3 separate regions of the Homo sapiens genome follow, and regions 2 and 3 are each linked to region 1. The links are chromatin contacts, found by Hi-C in ENCODE. All regions are on one chromosome and are shown on one strand. Each heading gives the region's core, a stretch centred on a gene start or an enhancer-like site at or near the end of the contact. The rest is flanking DNA. Distances are from core to core; before and after follow the strand shown. Region 1 has its middle 74 kb from the start of FAM76B. Region 2 overlaps MAML2 (mastermind like transcriptional coactivator 2). Region 3 overlaps MAML2 (mastermind like transcriptional coactivator 2).

What was found. Hi-C counts contacts between places; a loop is a spot of excess contacts on that map. Pooled maps may share reads with other maps.
Region 2: a pooled map shows a loop between it and region 1 (6-fold over the local background). The contact joins two enhancer-like sites. A Hi-C loop is called at or near these places in 3 of 37 single-sample maps with no recorded cell type and 2 of 50 pooled maps.
Region 3: a pooled map shows a loop between it and region 1 (11-fold over the local background). The contact joins two enhancer-like sites. A Hi-C loop is called at or near these places in 2 of 37 single-sample maps with no recorded cell type and 2 of 50 pooled maps.

What each region holds. Positions count from the first base shown.
Region 1 is chr11:95,713,699-95,718,666 of GRCh38, reverse strand. No RefSeq gene overlaps it. Among named protein-coding and RNA genes, the nearest start is that of FAM76B, 74 kb to the left of the region's middle. Within about 2 kb of position 3,619, at least 6 of the 41 ENCODE cell types and tissues checked have a DNase peak (open chromatin) inside an H3K27ac peak, as active enhancers do.
Region 2 is chr11:96,009,195-96,013,582 of GRCh38, reverse strand. All of the region lies in intron 2 of MAML2 (mastermind like transcriptional coactivator 2), which reads left to right. Among named protein-coding and RNA genes, the nearest start is that of MTMR2, 87 kb to the right of the region's middle. RefSeq lists an enhancer at 943-1,546. Within about 2 kb of position 1,367, at least 17 of the 41 ENCODE cell types and tissues checked have a DNase peak (open chromatin) inside an H3K27ac peak, as active enhancers do.
Region 3 is chr11:96,050,542-96,054,926 of GRCh38, reverse strand. The region is part of intron 2 of MAML2 (mastermind like transcriptional coactivator 2); the gene reads left to right. Among named protein-coding and RNA genes, the nearest start is that of MTMR2, 130 kb to the right of the region's middle. Within about 2 kb of position 1,751, at least 2 of the 41 ENCODE cell types and tissues checked have a DNase peak (open chromatin) inside an H3K27ac peak, as active enhancers do.

The DNA of each region.
Region 1 (4,968 bases), core at 2,370-4,869:
TCCAGTCTGTTTTTTTCCATAGCCTTAATACATGCTAATAGATTTGTTTGTGGTTGAGGATAAAGAAAACTAGTGGCAAGACTAGGTTCTAAAATCAGAACATGACTTACATTTGTGCAAAATGAGGCTCTACTGTAAACACAAAACTAACTCTTGGTCTGGAACATTTGTTGTTTCAGGTGGATGGGAGGATGGGAATTAGAGCAACTGGGAAATTAGAGCAGCTGAGGCTAGGCGCTGAGGGTGATGAAAACACTGTAGGTAATAGACAGGGAGATGGAGAGGGTTGTGTTAAAACCCGTCTGCTGACCTTCAATTTTTTCCTTGGGCCAGCCCTGGCCAGAGACCTTTCCTCTTTTTAAAATTCCCTTTGCTCCCATATCTGTTCGCTGCTTCCCGCCATCCTGTCTCTCTCCTATGTTCCCTAGTGCTCCTCCCTGGCCTCTTAGCATTCAGCAAGTGAGGCCTAAAGGAAGTTCTCAGTTGGGTAAAAGGAAAGCATAAAGCAGCCTTATCACCACTTCCCTGATTCCTCTGGGGTTTATTGTTATTAATTTTCTTATGCAGTGTTTCTATGAGGCAGCTGTATTTTCAGCTGGAGAAAACTTTGAGACCTTAAGGACAGAAAAAAAAAAAGAGAATCTGTTAAGAAAGAGAGTGAAGAAATTTAAAAGTCAGTATTTCTTTATATAGTATCAACTGTAGCCAGTTCCCATTTTTTCTACAAAATCTTCCCTGGGTGAATAGAAGGTAGATGGCCACTCTCTCTGATCTAATGGTTTCCCATTTCTTTTTTTTGGCACAAAGTTATGAACAATAAAATTCCTCAGTATCTAGTGAAACCATTTATTCACTTGTTATGTCAGCCTATAAATTTGCTAGGAAGTTAATTAGTGATTTAGGTGCTCTGACCATTACAAAAGCCATAAATCTCTCTATAGATCCATAAAGGTACGTCTCTACCTCTTACCCTATTTCCTTCTTTGGTAGAAAATAAAAGGGGGGCATATGATGTACTTTGTTGTTTGTTTATTGCAAAGATTAAATGAGACAATGTATGTGAAAACCCTAATCATTACTTAGCACACCAAACAGTTCAATGCATGCTATTTTCACTTTTTTTCTTTAGATGAACACTCCCACACTCCAGATGTTTCTGTTCTTATCAGAACCTGGTGCCTATTCCTTCAGAACCCTGAGAGGTGGCAAGAAACAATAGGACATGTGAATTTATGCTAAAGCTATTGGAGAGCTTATAATGCCAGAAGCAGAAAGGTGGGGATGGAGTGGTACACAGTTAGCTTTCATATCCATTACAGCAGATTTATATTTCTTTAAGTTGTGCTTTGCAGGTTAGAACTCTTCTTGTTTATGGGGACAATCCCTACCTGATTAAGATAGAAGAAAACTAGTGAGATCCTTAGCAATGTCTTTGAATTTTAATTAATTAACTAATTTATTTATTTATTTTTATTTTTTTGAGACAGAGTCTCGCTCTGTTGCCCAGGCTAGAGTGCAGTGGCATGATCTCGGCTCACTGCAACCTCTGTCTCTTGGGTTCAAGCGATTTTCCTGCCTCAGCCTCCCAAGTAGCTGGGATTACAAGCATGTGCCACCACTCCTTGCTAATTTTTTTTTTTTGTATTTTTTTTTAGTAGAGACAGGGTTTCACCATGTTGACCAGGCTGGTCTCGAACTCCTGACCTCAGGTAATCTGCCCGTGTTGGCCTTCCAAAGTGCTAGGATTATAGTCGTGAGCCACTGCGCCCGGCTGTTTTTTAATTTTTAATTTTATTTTTCTTCTATAGACCCAGGAACTTGAGTTAGCAGTGTTAGGTAATCTGCAAACAAAATGATTTTTGTAGTCGAAGTACCTGGGTTTTTTTCAATTTCTTTTAAAAATATATTGATGTTAACACCCTAAACCCATAAGGATGGGAATTTTTTTTGTTGTTCTTTTTATTGCAGCATCCTGGTCATTTAGAGCAGTGCCTGACACATGATATAAACCCCCGAAGTTTTGTTGAATAAATGAAGGAATGAACAATCTTGTTTAAGTAGACTAATACAAGACAATCTACGCTCTGCCTCTCTAGTATATCTGAGAATGTCTTGTAGGTATTCTCAGGAGTGCTGAGAAAAGATGTTTTTGAGAGACTTCTATGTATCTTGCATTATGTTGGGCTCTTGGGATTTTGTGGTTAACAAGTTAGTCATGCTCCCTGCCATGAAATGAGCATATAGTTTAGTGGGGAAAAGAAAGACTTAAAAAGTGAATATAAGAGGGATGGTTTTTATGGGGAAAAAAAACAAAACGTACAGAGAGTGGAGCAATGTGAGCACTGTAGGAGACCCAGCATGTGAACAGAGGCAGCATTCTGAAAGCAAGTCTCAGAGAACATGAAAACATCTTAAAAACAAAAACAACAAAAATTTCAAATGAAAGGTATTATCAGCAAAGGCCTTGTGATTAATTAGCTGCTCTATCTCTTTCCTGGGGTACAAAGTGAGGAGGACAATTGTCTCAGTGGTTCTGACGTGTGTATGACCCTGAGATGCAGTTAAGGAATCAAGCCTGAATAGGTCAGCAAGCCACTTGTTCTAAAATTCTTCTTGGGAGGAAACATCTGTGTCTCTTTCAGGATGCCAGCCATCACATGGGTCTTTCAACATTAGCATATTTTTCAGCCATCTGCAGTGGTTGCCTCCCTCCCACACAAGCTTAGTCACTGCACACAAACACACCTTTGTCCAAACTTCAGTACCAGGCTTTACAATGAAAGTCTCTGTGGCATCTCCGTGGAACCACATTTCCCAAGAGTGCTGCATAGCTATTTTACTTGCAATGCATTTATCACTTTTTAGCTCATTTGAATGCATGGGAAAACACAGAAGACTGTTGTCGTAGGTGGTGGTGTTTTATGGTTGTTATTGTTTTTCCTTAAAGTCATAGGGTAAAAGAAAGCTTGAAATATCATTTGTTTTCACTTCCTACTAGGCAATTAGGTAGACCCACTCTTAAATAAAACCTCTAATTTAGTATCCTCTCATTTTCAACTCACCTACAGTGATGAAGTTCTACAGGCTCCCTATGTTAAATTATTCTAGCGTTAATAAACCTTATTTTTGAAAATTTCTTTTACTTTTAGCTAAAGTATCTTCCATTGTCTCTGGAGGTAAATGTTAAGTTTCAGTTGTAGAACTACATCAGCTTATGATACAGTTAAGAGCAAAGGTCTTGGAATCAGGCAAATGTAAGTTCAAATTTGACCTCTGCTTCTGATGAACTGTGTGATTTGAGACAATTATATGACATTTTGCATACCAGTTTCCTTTTCTTCATCTGTAAACTGAAGAAACTAACACTCATATCAAGAGAATAATGTCTGCGACCATGATATTGACCCAGTTTCTCCCCCGTAATGAGTATTTGATGTATAGTGGTTATCATTATTGTAATGTTTAAAGTATCTAATAATAATATTGGGAGGAGGAACCATGAATGTTTTGGATTTGTTCCCTTCACAGCCCTTAGTGCCATGGATATGGTAGGTACTCAGGATTTGTGTATAAATGATTAACAAAAAAGTAAGATAGTAAGAGTAAGGAGCAACCTGCTCTTCTATTAACTAGCTTCATGCCGGGGTAAATCATTTACACTTCCTGAATCTTAGTTTCCTCATGTGCAAACTGGTAGTTTTATAAATGCAAAACTGGTAGTTTTGCACTTGGATATTTATGATGAGTATTTAATTTGTTCTTTCAGGTCTCCAGAGAAGGAAGTTCTTTGGGCAAAATTTTTGAGTTTAAGAATTATTTCTTAATGATAATCTGATTTTTCAAAGCTTTCAGGTATTCTCAGCAAACTAGCGCAGGAACAGAAAACCAAACACTGCATCTTCTCACTCATAAGTGAGAGTTGAAAAACGAGAACACATGGACACTGAGAGGGGAACATCACACACTGGGGCTGTCAGGCAGTAGTGGGCAAGGGAACGGAGAGCATTAGAACAAATACCTAATGCATACGGGGCTTAAAACCTAGATGATGCGTTGACAGGTGCAGCAAACCACCATGGCACATGTATACCTATGTAACAAACCTGCACATTCTGCACATGTATCCCAGAACTTAGAGTAAAAAAAAAGTTTTTTGAGAAGAGATATCAGAAATATTGTCATATTTTCTTGATTAGAGTCGAGATAAAAAGAAGTAAATGTTGAGTGTCTGCTCCCTTTGGTATTATCTTATGGACAGCATAGGACCAGGATTGAATCCTGATGACCACACTGGAAGAAGAAGTGGAAAATGAGGTGAAGGAGCCCAATTCTAGAACAGTTCAATTTCATTTGTTATTCTGGTGATTAATGTCTTCAGCTTTATACCTGGAGTGTTTCCAAAGCTTTTCACTAGATGCTCACCTTGACTCTGCCCAATATTCTCAACCTCAGCTAAATAAAACTAGTTTTTGACACCTAAAGAAATGGAACTTGTAAAACGTGGACATAATTCTACTTAAAGAGACAATGATAAACCCATACTTACATTCATTTAACTGTATTGATTTTTTTCTCAGAATTTAAGTGGGTTGAGGCAAAGAGGTATGTGACAGGGAGGAAGGGGAAAATCTTCTGGGGCACTTATATGCTTTTTAGAGTTTCTTTCTATACCTAACTCTTCTCTGGGGTGCTGAGGGTTCCAAAATAAATATTAATTACATCACAAAATTCTAAGAAGATGAATTTTTTTTGTCAGGTTCACCAATGGTCACTTTGGATTCCCAAAGAACACAGTAAACTTTAATTAGGTGATTAAACCATTAGGTGAAAAAGGAGTATTTCAGTATTAGAATAATCTTCTCATCTGATTCCCCAATCAACAAGCCATATGGAATCAACATACCAATATTGACTCTAATACATATTAGTCAGAATATAAAGTTGAAAGAGGTAAATAAGACTACCTCC
Region 2 (4,388 bases), core at 118-2,617, 300 kb before region 1:
TTGTGGCAGGCCCAGGTGGTCTTGGGAAATGCAACATTTGGGCAGGAAGTGCCTGTCCTCACCTAGGTCGTTGGAGTGGAGCCCTTGCCAGGGACCTGCCTTTCTCTACCCAGTACTTTGCTTCCCCCATTCCATGTCATTTAAAGGGACCACACTCTTCCCTTCCTAGCAGTCCTGTATCACTTTGTGGTTGGATTTTATACTTTAGCTTTTATATTGTAGATGGACTAGTTATAATCTACTACATGAGCTACTGGAGACCTCACATTACTTAATTCTGATTACTTTGAAGAGAGAAGTGAATAGATACAAAGAATGCTTAGGGTTATCTCATTTTGTTGTTCTTAAATGTGACATTTGTTATTGGAAAAACAATATGTTTGTTGATACATAACCTACTTCCCTTGATCATTTTAAAAATTTCAATTAACCCTTGCCCCTCACCTCTCAGAAATCTGTATCTCATAACTCTCTCTTTTCACCTGAGCTCCTAGCAGTTTACAGGCAACATGGTCATCAGTGAAATGTACATGTTGAAAGAGAGAAAATAAAAACCCTCCAAGTTAGTCTGTTAAGGTGAATACATATGCTATTGCATGACCAACTAAGATAGATAATGCCCAGACAGGTCATAAAAAAGACACAGGAAAAGGGAACATTGAATAAAATGGTGGCAGCATTAGTTGACTTTATAATTCTGTTGCCTTGTGAAACAGAATTATTTGAAAGAGGTTTCTGAAAATGTTTTTGTTGCTTGTCAAAGCATGGTGCTTTGACAACACAGAAGCTATTTTTATGTAGAAACAGTAGTGAAGGTATCTTCTGTTCACTGCACAACTAAATTATAGCAACTTATCATTGTGTTGCTTAAGGAAACAAACAGATTTCAAAGGTTTATTCTAGAAAACAGTGTTTAATCAATTTCTTATACTGTCTTTGAACATAATCTAGTAAGCAGATGTGGAGTTAACGGCTTATTATGTTCATACTCCCTATATCCATTCAGAGTCTGCCAGGCTCAGAATAAAAGTCAAGACATGTGCACATAGAGACTCTGTAGATGTTTGTAGCATTTGAAATTAAAATAGTGAGAAGGCTGCCTGGGCGTCCCTTCAGACATGGCACAGTGGAGCACAGAGACAGGAAATATGCCAGACTGCCTCTGTAGGAGGCTGCTGTGAACACGTGCAGCAAGGAACAGGGAACCGCTTAATGATTAATCACTGTCAACCTTTGTTCTCGTTAAAGACTTGATTGTTGGACAAGGCTTGTAATGAGGGACTGTTTTGGTGTCTGTTGCTATGAGATTGTGTTCACTGATCCTCAGTTGATGTAAGCCGCTGTTCTCTTTTTGCCCAAGTCGAATGAACTTGAATGAAAATGCTCTCACAGTGCCTGCTAGTGGTGCTTTCAGAGGAGGTTCTGGGCATTCTGTTTACCAAATGCTACTGCAGCTCAAAAACGGAGAACAGGTAACTAAGAGTTTGGCTCAGCTGAATTTTGGCATATGAGATTTATGAAATTTTAGCAAATGTTTTAAAAGTTTGATTCTAAAAGACGTAAATAAAAGTAGATTTTATGGTAGTAATGGAATAAAAACCCTTCAACACACCCACACACCTTTTCTTTTTAACAAGCACAGATATTCAAGAATCAAAATTTTAAATTGTTACCATTTCTCTTGACTTCTATAAATAAAATATTAAATTGTGTTTTGCAAACCAAATTCTTAAACCACCAACTCATGTGAGAGGTGGGAATATGTCTTGGCATTTTCCTAAAGGCTAAGAAAAAAAATTCCATTTATTCTGTCATTGATTACAGCTTGCAGACTTTTATATAACCATTTTTTTGTTTGCTTGTTTTTAGATTCAAGGGGTACATGTGCAGATTTGCTCCATGGTTATATTGCATGATGATGAGGTTTGGGCTTCTATTGATCCCGTCACCCAAATAGTGAACATAGTACCCAATGGGTACTTTGTCTGCCCCAGCCTCTCTCCCACCCTCCCCCTTTTGGAGTCCCCAGTGTCTGTTGTTCCCAGCTTTATGTCCATGTGTACTCAATGTTTAGCTCTCACTTATAAGTGAGAACATATGGTATTTGGTTTTTCTTTCTGTGTTCATTCACTTACAAGAATGGCCTCCAGCTGCATCCATGTTGCTACAAAAGGACGTGATTTAATTCTTTTTTATGGCTATGTAGTATTTCATGGTGTATATGTACCATATTTTCTTACTAATTCAACATTGGTAGATACCTTGGTTGGTTCCATGTCTTTGCTTTTGTAAACAGTGTTGCAATGAACATATAAGTGCAGGTGGCTTTTTGGTAGAATGACTTATTTTCCTTTAAGGTAGATACTCAGTAATAGAATTGCTGGGTCAAATGGTAGTTCTATTTTTAGTTCCTTGAGAAATCTCCAAACTGCTTTCCACAGTGGCTGAACTACAATTCCCACCAGCAGTGCATAAGCATTCCCTTTTCTCTGCAACCTCATCAACATGTATTATATTTTGACTTTTTAATAAGAGCCATTCTGACTGATGAGAAATAGTAAGCATAACCATTTTTGAATATTTTACTGCAATAAAATATCAATGGAACATTTTAAAGGAGGAAAAAAACAGTATTTTTAAACTTTAAAGAATATTTTTCTGGATTAAAGTGACCTTATAAAACTCTGAATTTCTTCTAAACATAATTGCATCATCATGAAATTACTTTTAAAATATATACTTATATGAAAGTACTAATATAGAACAACTAAAACTGTTAGTGATATTCTCAGATTATGCTTACTATCCCCAGGCAAAAATATTTCTCTGTCTCTCTTTCTCTCTCTTTCTAACAAATGCAATCTGCTATAGTTTTTTGATGTGTCTGCATGAAGCAACTTTTCTTGTGTTTTACATCTGTATATAACTTTTTGGTTCAAAATACTATGTGTCTCTATTGTTCTCTCTTTTTTCATTCGCCACTATTCTTAACTCATCTACATTGTAATCAGGGAAGTTGAGTAGGGACTGTTTGTACCTCAAGAAATCTAAAATGTAGCCTCTGTCAGCATCCTATGCCCCTACCTGGTCTACAGGTAACTATGAATGTTCCACTTGATCCCAGAAGTGATTCTGTCTAACCCAAGGACCTGTCTCTTGTTAAGTGTCCCCTACATATAAAAGTAGGAAGGGACTGGGGAATGGCCAATCTGCCCCTGTATCTTCTAGTAGATTTGCTCTAAATCTTCCCACACAGGAAAATCAGTTTTTTATATAAATCTCTAAATAGTAATCCAGTTTTCTTAGAAATAGTCACAGTGTATAACTTGTAAACACTTTAATTTTCAAAGTCTTGCTTCTATGTTTAAATATGTATCCATATATAATTAGGATATAGAATGTAAATTTTCTCTGAACACAGTATCTATCTGTTGAAGTTATGATGGAGTAATATAATTAAGATAGAAAGCAGAAGGTTTATAATGATAATGATAACTATAATTGGTTTGGTCTTTTAAGACATATTACAGTTTGCAGTAAGTAGATCATTCCCGAAGCTCCAAATTGTTCCTGATTCAGTTCATAGAACTGCAACCCTCTAAGGAACATCTTTTCATAACCCACGCCTTATAAATCCTGTTAGGCCTGATTGGTTTTTTATCCTTGACCATAGATACTTATATTAAGGAATACATGACCTTTTTGTAAAATTGGTTCTTGAACAGATGTCCTTGGGCAATATTTCTAGTAGCTGACCTAAAATCCTAGGGCTAGGGGGAAAACGTATCAAAATAAATCACTCTCTACACAACATTGTGAATTATTATTTGCATTTAAATAGAAACAGTACAGCCCTCCTTCACTGTAACAAATGTTTACAGGTAAATAACTGTGCTTTTCCTGGCTTCCCTAAGAAGTGAAGATATATGTCAATGCTTACGTTGTTTTCTTCTACCTTCTGAAGAGCAGTGCAGTAGAGTAGTAAGTACACAGTTGGTTCTACTAATGTTAGATTTGACTGGAAGTTATTCACCACATACCAATAGTCTCTCCTTGATTTCTTTGTAAATAACAAATATAGTTAAATTACTGAAATAAACTAAATTATTCAGATCTTTAGTGCTTTCCCTATATATAAAAAAGAAACCATTCCACTTTATCTTATGACCAGGACCCAGTTAAATTCAAAGATTAGCACCTTCCTGGTATAGAAAGCAATAGTAGGGTGTTTGAATGAATGGCATATTATCTGGGGAAAAGCCATGAACCCAGCTGTCAGATCAAGGTAAAGAAAATACGTGAGAAAATATTTAGATTTAATGAAGATGTAAAGGAAAAGTTGCAGCGCTGAGGTGCAGAAGGACTGCTATACATGCGAATGGCCATCG
Region 3 (4,385 bases), core at 502-3,001, 340 kb before region 1:
GTAGAGTGAAATCTCCCTACTATACTGTCTACAATAGAAATATTTAAAATTTATTTTTTTCTAATCTGAATAAAGAAATCCCTTCCTGTTCATGTGTAATGCAGATCCTCAAACTCTTTATTTAGTTTGCCATCATAAGAACAAACAGAATCAGTGCACATCTTCTGAGAAATGATAACTGCAAAAATGCCTTTGGAAGCCCCCAAAATTAAAACCAGAAGTAATATAACAAAATGGGGAAGGGTTAATATGGTTATATGGGAACAAAGGGTAAGTATATCAAATTAAAACCATATGTAAGACAAATACAGGCTAAATAGTTAATTCTTTTTTTCTCTCTCTCTGAGGGACCCTTTTAAATAGAATTGGTCCTACTTAACACCGTCACACTCCCACACTGCTCCCTCATTGGAAGAACCCATGGATAAAGGAACCCCTCCTTAAACTGTCCAACCTCCCTTAGAAATTGTTTATTACAGTCATGTTCTGTATAACTGCTGTTGTTACAGGATCGCAGTCTGGCCTCCTTCTCTAACTATCAGAACAGGTTGTTTCACATTTTTGAAACCCATTTTCCTCATTTGTTAAATATCACTCAGTGAATTTTACTGTCCTAGTGAGCTATTTAAAAAGTTAAGGCACAAATTAATAGTATATCCATAAACAGCATTCCCCTAAAATATCCCCGTCTAGAGTTACTACTTAGAATCAGGACACTGACAAGTTAGTCTGTGAAAAGAATGGCATTTCTCCACATGTAGAAAAATGTCCTAAGAAATAAGAACCTTTAAAATTCCAATCTGCACCTGGCTAAGAACTCCTCTGGGGATTTTGCAGAGAGGAATGGGCAAGGGACCCATGCATAGTAATACATGTAAGTAAGATTGTTCATTTTTTTTTCTCCCAATGGAATATAAAACAGTAAAACAAACTCCATATATTTCTTACATGAAGAGCTCTCAAAATGGCGGCACCCAAGTTGTCAGCTCCATTTCCATTTCTGAGTCACAGATACACATATATGGCTGAAAGGAGGGAAGGAGCAGACAAAATACCAAACAGATGAAGAGAGAAAGGAAAGATGTTCCCAAACATGTTAACTGTTTGCCCACATGACTTATTGGTATGTTAATGTCTCACATCAGCCACCGCTAAGGAGAATGTCGCCCCTTCCTTCCCTCTTAGTTTATAAATGGAGTCACATTATGTAATCACCCTAATGAGGTAATAGAAACATAAGTACACAGGAAAATTTGATAGTGTTTTCTCCTAATTCATCCTCTGTTATGTTGGTCACCCCCCCATCCCATTAACCCTCCTTCTCTCTTCCAGACTGGCCCCCTCCAAATTGGCTGAGTTTCCCGTCCCAAAGGACATATTGTTGGCTATTGTTTATAATAAGTCTCTCCCCTCTTGGCAGGATAGAGAACAGCTGCTGGTCTATTCTCTGCCACAAAGACCAACTTCCTTCTTTTGCCCTGGATGATTGGAAGAAAGTCGGGGAGAAGAGCAATTTATAGTTGTGTTACAGTACCTCTATTTTCTTTTGTGTTTATTTATATTGCTTCCATTTCTGTCAGGGATTTCTGAGATAATCAAGATCATTCTGCTACAGAGTTTTCATTTGAGTAGGCTCTAGTGGCAGTTGGCATTTTTCTTCATTGAGTCAGACATTTTAGGACTCCAGGCTAGAGGAAGTAGTGAACATTTCTCTATGAGAGTTTGAGAATCAATATTCCTTTTTCTAAAAAAATGAACTCATGAATGTATTCTGTGTTACATGAACAATTAATGACTTTGAATTTCTCAAGGGAAGACACCTTGTCTTTGCCAACTTTCTGTTCCCCAAACTTAGTACAGTACCTGCTTCATAATGTTTGCCAGATGAAGTAAGTGGAGTGCTGAATGGAGTTCTGGTTTGTTCTGTGAAATGTAAGCTATGCTGACAGTCCAGCACTTAAGTCTCACCCTAGACTTCAGGCCAGGCAAGGCTCATCACCTGAGGTGGGACCTTCTTCTGAGATCTTTGCCTTAGATCGTTTCTGGCTCTAGGCTTCATTCTAGGCAAAGAAGCCAGGGAACTCAATGTTTCAGAATCTAACCCCCAGCAAAAGAAACCTAGACTAGGTACTGAATCTTCAGAGAGACTTGAGCAGCTCTGGAAGCAGAATGTGGAGAGCATTTCTCTGTTCTTTGTTAGGAGCAGAAGGAAACTCACAAAATGGAAAATTGGTCTAAGACTCTATACACAGGAAAGATCCAAATGGCATTGACACAGGGCATCAATGTGATATCAGACAAGACAGCTCTGGTGGATAAAAAGGAACCACAGCCTATCATTAAGGTTTCTCCTGAGAAGTGTTTGGAACTAAGGTTGGCTGATGGTGAAGGCCATGTTTACTAAAAACTGGGCAGAAGCAGAGTGGTGTCGTTAAGTCCAAGGAGTGTGACAAAGAGGAGAGTGGCTCCTGACTCTCTTACTTATTTCTGTATGAACTTAGCTTGATAAGCATTAATAATAGCAAATTTTCTCTGTAGTCAAAACAGTCCCCTTTCTGGGGAGTAAGAACTGGAGACCTGACAATTTCCATGTGGTAGATGCCTCATGGTAAGGGTTCTTAATGCATTTTCAAATTTCCTAGTATGTGTTCCTAAATGTATCATATGGATATTGATTAATATGGCTCCCTGTACTTTCTGTAGTCACTACCTTGGTTCACCCAACAAGCACTTAACAAATATGTTCCTGACAGACATGCAAAGAATGTATATGACTGAAAATAATACTAGGTGCTAAAGCCACTGAGAGGTCTGACTTTCTGATAGTTTGTAGCATTTTGCAAGCAATACAGGAAGAAAGAATAATAATAGCTATGACTTATAGAGTGTTTAAGACATGACAGGTACAGTTGTGGTCACTTTACATGCATTGTTTCATTTCATCTCATAGTCTAGTTTCTAAACGGAATCCTTGAAGACATACAATGCCACAATGCTCACTTCTGCCTAATTGTGAGCCAGGCCCTTCAGAACTGGACAAGGAAGCTGGTCAAGTTGGGTCAGAGAGTAGTTTAAGCCATCTCTGGAGACAGGGAGGCATAAAACTGATAGACAATTAAATCCAGGTAAAGTTTGCCCTTTTTCTGCTCTTTGCCTATCTCCCTGGTTCTCCTGATGCCTCCTGAATGGTTGCTTGTTAACGCAAATTAATTTTAACTGGTGGGCTTTCAGGCATTTGAGGAGATGGGAAAGTGGAGGCAGAAGACCCTGCATAGAAAACTGTTGAATGAAGTCCTTGATGTGAACCTCTATTTAGTTGCACATCACACTAAATAACACACTAGTTGAGGGCATGAGATCTAGAATCAGACTGCCTGAGCTCAGATGCCATGCTAGGGGTGTGACCTTGAGGCAGCTTCTGCATGCCTCAAATTTATTGTCTATAAAATGTGTAGAATAATACACATTAGTATTATTAGTAGGTAGAATAATACATACTTCACAGAATTCTTATTAAGGATTAAATGAAAGGGTCAAACTAAAGATTAAATGTAAAGGGTTTAACAAAGTATCTGGTATTTAATAAATATTGGATATTAGTATTACTGGTATTACTAATGATCAATATATACCTCTTTTCCTTCCATAGAATGTGAGGACTAATTGAGAGAAAGGACCTTGAATATATGTTTTATCTGCCACAATTCTTACCACATTGTAGATTCTAAATAAATATTGGACGGATGGATGGTTGGATAGATGGATGGATGAATTAATTTTAAGTTTCTATAGATAAAGGCACTACAGAAGACCTCCTTGTTTTCAGATCTCTTCCAGAAAGTCATGCCTCACAGATTATCCAAAGGAAATGACACTAAACCAACATGCAACAGCCAGCAGGGGGATTTCTTAGGCTCAGCTAGACATTTAGACTCCTAAGACTATCACACATCACATTTGACATCAGTCTGCCCAGAAGAATATAGGATCAGAACTATAGCTTGCCAGTAGGCCAGCATCAGGTATTCTTCTGCAATTAGAGCCATGGAAGCTCGGGTGCCAAATGATGAGATCCACACTGGGCAGGTGAAGGAATTGCCTTTACTTAAGAGCCTTATTTCCCATAGGAGTCAGTAACTCTTGTAACAACTCCATAGACATAGTTTGCAAGGTCCTCTCCAGAGACATGCTAGTTACAAGAACTGCTGCATTCAGGGAAGTCCAAAGCATAGCCAGCAGGTATTTGCAGTTCATTTATAGTTCCTCCCAGTCCAGATGCACTCTACCAATGAGGGGTCATTTTTACCATATGCAATGTTGCCTAGTAACATAGTTGACACATACCATCTTTATCTGTTTCCAGGGAAACCAAGTTAAGAAGTTAA